Regions from separate parts of the Mus musculus genome. Here region 1 is linked to region 2. The links are chromatin contacts, found by POLR2A ChIA-PET in ENCODE. All regions are on one chromosome and are shown on one strand. Each heading gives the region's core, a stretch centred on a gene start or an enhancer-like site at or near the end of the contact. The rest is flanking DNA. Distances are from core to core; before and after follow the strand shown. Region 1 holds the start of Cdipt (CDP-diacylglycerol--inositol 3-phosphatidyltransferase (phosphatidylinositol synthase)). Region 2 holds the start of Aldoa (aldolase A, fructose-bisphosphate).

Region 1 (3,278 bases), core at 190-2,689, 180 kb before region 2:
TTCCTCCCACCGGGCACCAACCTCTCTTCCAGAATCCCGAATGTTTGTGCCTAGCAACTACCTAGTAAACACCTGTTGAATGGAACTTTGTTATTTACTTACATTTTTAAAAGTTTATTTATCTTCTATGGTCTCAGTGTCTATCAGCGTATATATATATATATACACACACACACACACACACATATATATATATAGCCTGAAGAGGACATTGATTCCTTGGAACTGGTGGTTGTAAGCCATCATGTTGGTTCTGGGAATCAAATCTAGGTCCTCTAGAAGAACAGTAAGCATTCTTTCGGTTTTGTTGTTGTTGTTTGTTTTGTTTGCTTTGTTTGTTTGTTTTTGAGACAGGGTTTCTCTGTATAGCCCTGGCTGTCCTGGAACTCACTTTGTAGACCAGGCTGGCCTCAAACTCAGAAATCTGCCTGCCTCTGCCTCCCAAGTGCTGGGATTAAAGGCGTGCGCCACCACCGCCAGGCAGCAGTAAGCAGTCTTAACCTCTGAGAACAAACTTAGCCTTCAGCCCCAATCACTTATTTTTGCAGGATTTTACTGTGTAGTCCTGGCTCACGTGGTACTCAATATGACTTCTGACTTGGAGCAATCTACCTACCTTATCAGTGCTGGCATTACAAGCATGAGCCATTATGCCACACCCGAATGGAATTCCATGCTCACAGCTATGCAGGGTCTAGGTCTTCCACACCCATCCCAAACAGAGATCAATCATCAAGAGCAAGCTTATATCCTAGGCAGCTCTCAACGAGGTTCTGAGAAAGCAGGGAAAGGACAGAGGATGTTGGGACCCCAGTTAGTGCTGGTGGTGGTAAAGTTCTGTCACCTTGATTAAGGGCTCGAGCTGCGTGTCCATCGAAAGCGTCTAGGAGTCCGCTGAGTAGATAGAAGGAGGAGGCCGTGAAGGGGCAGCAGGGCATAAAGTAGAAGGAAATGATGGCGAAGACAATCCGGGCATAACCTTGGGATGGGATGGGAGAGGTACAGGGTGTGATTGGGGAGCCAGCTTAGGGTTTCTCGCGCCCCTCCCCACCCCCACCCCGCTGGTTTTGGGGCCGCAGGCAGCACTCACCGATAAGGTTAGGCACGAACAGGAAGATATTTTCCTCTGGCATCTTGGCGGCTCCCCTTGTCGTCTCGGCCCAGGTCTGGAGGGGCAAGGTCTTGGTACCAGCCTTACCAGCGTGGTCTCACCTTTCAGCTCCGGGCATCAGCCGCTCCACCTGAGCCCTGGGCCCAGTTCCCCCGGGCAATCCCAGCTGTTAGAGCCCGCAGGGCGCCGGGGTGCGGGACACCCCTGGGCACAGCTCACGCACACCTGGCCTTCCGATGGGCAGGAGCTGACGTCTCCAGCAGCGGGCTCCGCAGCTCCGCTGCGCCTGGCTTCTGGAGCCTACTCTTCTGTCCGGGACGTTAAGAACATCGGAAGAAGGAGAGAGCGGCTTTTAAATATAAATAAATTAATTAAATAAATAATGGCTGAGGTCCCTTTAAGGCCGGCCTGCTTCCTTTTCCTGCCGGGGCCCCTAGGCTTCGGCTCGTACCAACGCACAGGGGAGGGGAGAGACTCGAGAGCCAGCCGCAAAGGAAGAAACTGGAAAGGGAGCAGCAGAAGAGACCTGAGAGGGAATCTGCATTTTGCATTTCACAGAGGGCGTAAACTCCTGGAGGCAACCGTAAGGCGTAGAGATTACTCCGTCCCGAGTCTGCGCCTCCCCAAGAGATTGGGTGACTTAGTACAGCCCACATCGCTTCCCCGCCCGCGACGCTTGCGATCCTCGTCGCTCTCCGGGACCCAGGCTGGGAAGAGGTGGCTAGAGAGGCTCCGAGCATGCCTGCCGCTTGCTTCTAGCGCCGCCCTGGTGGTGGGAGGATTAGAGCCCAAGTTCCACCCTAACGCCTTTCCATCTCCTAAATGCCTTGATATAACTCTGGGGTCACCGCCTCCAAGAAGGAATCAGGAGAGCCAGTATGGCACACTAGGACATTGTCCTTAGTTCTAGAACCTCTAGTCTCCTAGCAACGGAACCATAGAACTTCCGTAAACATTTAGGTCTTTATAGCAATCCGGAGCAGCACTTCCCTGGCTCTCCCTCTTCCCAACCTTCTTTCCCGGACTCCCAATCCCCTGAGGCCCATCATAGGGTCCCCTTAGAACTTTCCGTCCCCCCTCCTGCCGAGTACCCTAAGATTTCAACCAATTAGCCGGGTCGGGGACTGCATGTTGGCTGTCTTGCCTAAGGAAGTGCCTTGGCAGAAAAGGAGGAAGAAGGGCTCTGGAGGGAATAGGGAAGGGAGTTGTTCTGAGAGCCCCTCCCTTCAACTTAGTAGGCAAAACAACCAATTTTTTCAAGGACAGAACTGAGTCAGTAGGATGTTTGAGCTATAGTTATGGACTAAATAAATCTGGGGCCCCGGGAGTGGAGTGAGGCGGAATCTGAGGGGGTGTGGGTTGGCTTCTCAGTCTAACAAAAACTTCGTTTCCAGGAGGATGGCATCCACATCTGCCAGGAGTGGGGACAAAAAGGACATCAGGTCATCTCAAGCTGCCGCCTCCTTAGGTGGAGGGCAGGTAAACGACAATGGAAAAGTGAAGGAGATGGGAAGAGCCAGGCAGGGAGCCCTGTCTGAGCCATGAGCCTTGAGCCTTAGCCTTGAGCCTTAACCCTAAGGCCCCACAGACAGCTTTCCAGGTCTAGGGCCTTCTAATACCAGTTTCCCAAGCCAGAGCCTGCAGCCTGGAAGACACCAGACCAATGGGAATTTGCAGACTGAATTCTAACTTCCTTTTCAGAAATTATCCTGCTCTGAAGAATTCCTGACCCGAATCAGCACAGAACTTACAGACGAAGCACTGTTTATTGCTCGCTCCCGTTTGAGTCCTCTGCCCAATAAGGAAAAGAACACAAAAGACCAAGGGACTCAGATATCTAGACATGGTGAACGCTCTCCTTCTTCATCTAGAGACCAGTCCCTGACTCACTCCCAACCATAGCTGCTCTCCCCAGGAATCTTCTGCCTCCTTGCCCATCCTAGGCACAGTGCCCCTTAACTTCTAACTCATTCATTGTCACTACCCAGGAACCCCCTTGTCCCTACCTGCTCTAGCCACAACTCTTCTAAACATGGGGAAAGTTGTTCCTTTAACTGGGGCCTCTAATTCCAGTGTTCTTCACTAAGACCCGAGGCACTGACACCCGGTGAGTGAGGCTCTGTCCTTCTCCCAGGAGCCTGTGGGGAGAGAGCAAGGGTTGACAGCA
Region 2 (3,082 bases), core at 502-3,001:
TCTCCTTTAGGGTTGGGCCCCTCGATGCCCTGGCTGCTGCCCACTGTGTGACTGTGCCTGTGCCTGCCAGCTCCCAGACTGCCAGAGCCTCAACTGCCTCTGTTTCGAGATCAAGCTCAGATGAAAGATGGGGCTGGGGACGTTGTTCTTTGGGGAGTGGCCAGTCCCCAGGGCCCCCTCTATGATCCTCAGGACATCATTACTGGAGCTACTGCACTGGAGCTATGGATGGCAGGCCCAGCCTAATTACCTGGGAACCTTGAGTTCTCTGAAAGGCAGGATTCTGAGAGCCCTTGGACCGCTGAAAAGGGCCTGATGCTCTGGCCAGTGCCCCTGCCTTTCTTCCTCTCCCTTCCCTGATAAACTATTGTATGTGAGGGTGAGGATGCAGGACATTGCTCACCCAGGCAACAGTGTGGGAGGTTTCTGCCAACCTGGACTATCAGGATAAAGGGATGGCCAGCCACACCCTGCCTTTAGACTCCTGGTTATTTTAAGAGGTGAGTATCCTGCCTGCATCTGCTCTCCTTTGGAAAAAAAAAAAAAGTACAACCACCAGCAGGCACCAGAGTCAAGGGAGGAGGGAACCAGAGGAGGCAGTGGGAGGCAATATCTAGATGTTTTCCCTTCTTGTTCTGCCTTACAGATCCTGGACCTGAGACTGATTTCTTGACTAATTTCACTGTATTTCCAAGGAAGAGGTTCCTCTAAAGACCGGTGAGTGAGCAGTGGCACCTCCTCCTCTCAAGGCAAACCAAAGCTGCCTCTTCTTCACCCCCCACGCAGGGATGAATGTCAGGAGCCTCAGGTTTCCCTAAATATAGGTCCCGGCCGCGGGATTCGTGGTGGGGAAAGGGCAGGGGTTACCGAGAAGGTCTGGGACACTGGTGCGGGGGTGTGTAGGGGAGGGGTGGGGAGTAGGAGCTGCCTTAAAACCCAGCCCTGGACTGCCGGGCTCACTCTCTGCTGACCGGGCTCTGCGGCTTCTGTCACTGCGCCACAGGTGGGCCGCTATCCGGATTGCAGGATGGGAATGGGGGTTGCGGATTGGGACCTGAGGAAACTGAGTGCTCTGAGAGTTACAGGGTGACAAGAGAGCTCCGAGACGGATTTTTTTATTTTGGAGAAGGAAATCAGGTTCGGGAAAGACCTGTCTGGCTTGGGCCAGTCCTTGTCGGTCATTTCCTCAAACTGGGTGTGTTTAGCTCGCGGGTGGTGCCTCCCGCCAATCTGCTAGGCAACGCCAGGCCTGGATACGCCACTCAGTTCCGATGTGGCCGGCACACTAGTTCTGGGAGGTTTTGCCTGCGTACCATGTCAGCTGCGCCGTGCTCTGGCCAGGGAGAGATGGAACGCGCCCTGCATTTTAGTCAAGCGACGAAGCAGGCAGGCAGGGAGGCTCCGAAGCTCTGCGTTCTTAGCAGTGACGTCAGGCTGCAACTACACAGCCGGAAGCCAGGGGTCTTGGAGGAGAGGCCAGCCACCATCTCACTCTGACCCCCTCCCTACTCTTCGCCAACCCACATTCCGGCTGAGTCACGATGTTCGCGCGCGCGCCAGGCAGGGGTTGGGGGGGGGGGTGTTGGGGGGGGGGGCCTGGTGACCTGCGGGATGTGGCTCGAGTCACGTCCTAGCGGGGCGGAGGAGGGATCGTGTTCTAGCCGCTTGTCTCCTCCCCAGTGCCGCCTCCTATCGGAGCATCTTGGGGCGGTGCTGCGCACAGTGCCCACCTTCAATTGGACGGTTCCCGTCCCTGCAAGGGAAAAAACCTGCAGAGGGCGGAGCGGCGCCTTTAAATGTCCGGGGCCCCGCCTCCCGTCCCCCCCAACCCAGCTGAATAGGCTGCGTTCTCTTGGAACGCGCAGCAGAACGAGGTTCTGGTGACCCTAGCCGCGTTCGCTCCTTAGTCCTTTCGCCTACCCACCGGCGTACCAGGCAGACCCACCCCGTCCTGTGCCAGGTGAGCGCCATTTGACACGTGCTCGGGGAAGGGTCTATGGGGTTAGGATCTTGGGCCGGTGGCGGGCAGTGCAGAGCCGTCTTCCCCACGGCCCCTCACTTCTCCTTTTTCTACCCCCACGCTTGCCCCCAGCCCGGGTTCTCCGGCCTGCGCCCTGGCGGTTCGCTGCGCCACGCAGCAACTCAGCGCGCTGAGTCATGCCGGGGGAGGAAGCAAGATGAGGTGGAAAAACAGACCCCTCTTTATTTTTGCAAAAACTCTCCGCTATGCAAAGCATCAGGGTCCCATTTCCTATTCAAGAGATCTCAAGAAGCGATGGGGAGACGGGGGCGATCGGCTCTTACACCGTCTCAGGATTTACGCGATGGGGTGGAGGAAATTGGTTTCCTTTCGGGGGAGCCCCAGGAGAGAAGGCTAAACTCCTCAGCTGCAGTACTCTGTTGCCCATTAACACTTTACTATCTTTCCTTATCTGTGACCTTGATTCTGAGTCTGGAACCGCTGTAGCGTAGAAGTGCACGTGCCTCGTACATCCTTTCCCTCCCCTTCTAACAGTATGGAGGCAAAGGTTTCGTTCTACCTGGGCTCCATAGCCCCTTTTCTGTGCTTCTGATGGCCCTGTGTTTTTCCTAATAATTAATCCTTTTCCTCGAGCTCCTCCCCCGCAACCATCACGAAGAGAGAAGCCTGACCTTGGGGTGTCCTTGAAGCCTGGGCCGGCCCTGGGTGGATTAGAAGGGGCCCCCCCACCTCAGTCGGGAAATCTTGGTTCTCTCTTAACTCTCGCCTTTGGGTTGCTATGTGGCTTTGAGCACAGATCATTTCTTTCTTGGGCTCTTTCAGATGAGGGTATTAGGCTCTCTGCCCTATTCGTGATCCTTAAATTCTAAAATATTCCCGGTTCAATTTTGTTTCTAGGCAAGGTGACCCATGGCAACGCGCAGGCCAGATGGGTCCAGCTTCAACATGACCCGCCTGTCCCTGGCTCTGGCTTTTTCCTTTCCCCCAGTTGCCAGTGAGCAACCCCACTCTGAGCTGGGCAACACCCAGCAACAGACAGAGTTAGGAAAGGTACAGGAAGAGGCAGGTCTAGTATAGGGAAGTCGGGAGTAGGGGAGAGCT

What was found. ChIA-PET counts read pairs that join two places held with the same protein, here RNA polymerase II (POLR2A).
Region 1: POLR2A ChIA-PET joins it to region 2 with 11 read pairs in Patski. The contact joins the promoter of Cdipt here to the promoter of Aldoa in region 2. POLR2A ChIA-PET finds 5 or more read pairs at or near these places in 4 of 5 experiments (Patski and embryonic stem cell).

What each region holds. Positions count from the first base shown.
Region 1 is chr7:126,974,619-126,977,896 of GRCm38, reverse strand. It overlaps Cdipt (CDP-diacylglycerol--inositol 3-phosphatidyltransferase (phosphatidylinositol synthase)), which reads right to left and starts at 1,439. Exons shown (of 6, transcript NM_026638.4): 1 at 1,091-1,439; 2 at 845-979. The coding sequence starts at 1,133. Cdiptos (CDIP transferase, opposite strand) reads left to right here and starts at 2,051. Exons shown (of 6, transcript NM_001362232.1): 1 at 2,051-2,071; 2 at 2,506-2,590; 3 at 2,813-2,957; 4 at 3,185-3,218. The coding sequence starts at 2,510.
Region 2 is chr7:126,797,923-126,801,004 of GRCm38, reverse strand. It overlaps Aldoa (aldolase A, fructose-bisphosphate), which reads left to right and starts at 1,751. Exons shown (of 9, transcript NM_007438.4): 1 at 1,751-1,960.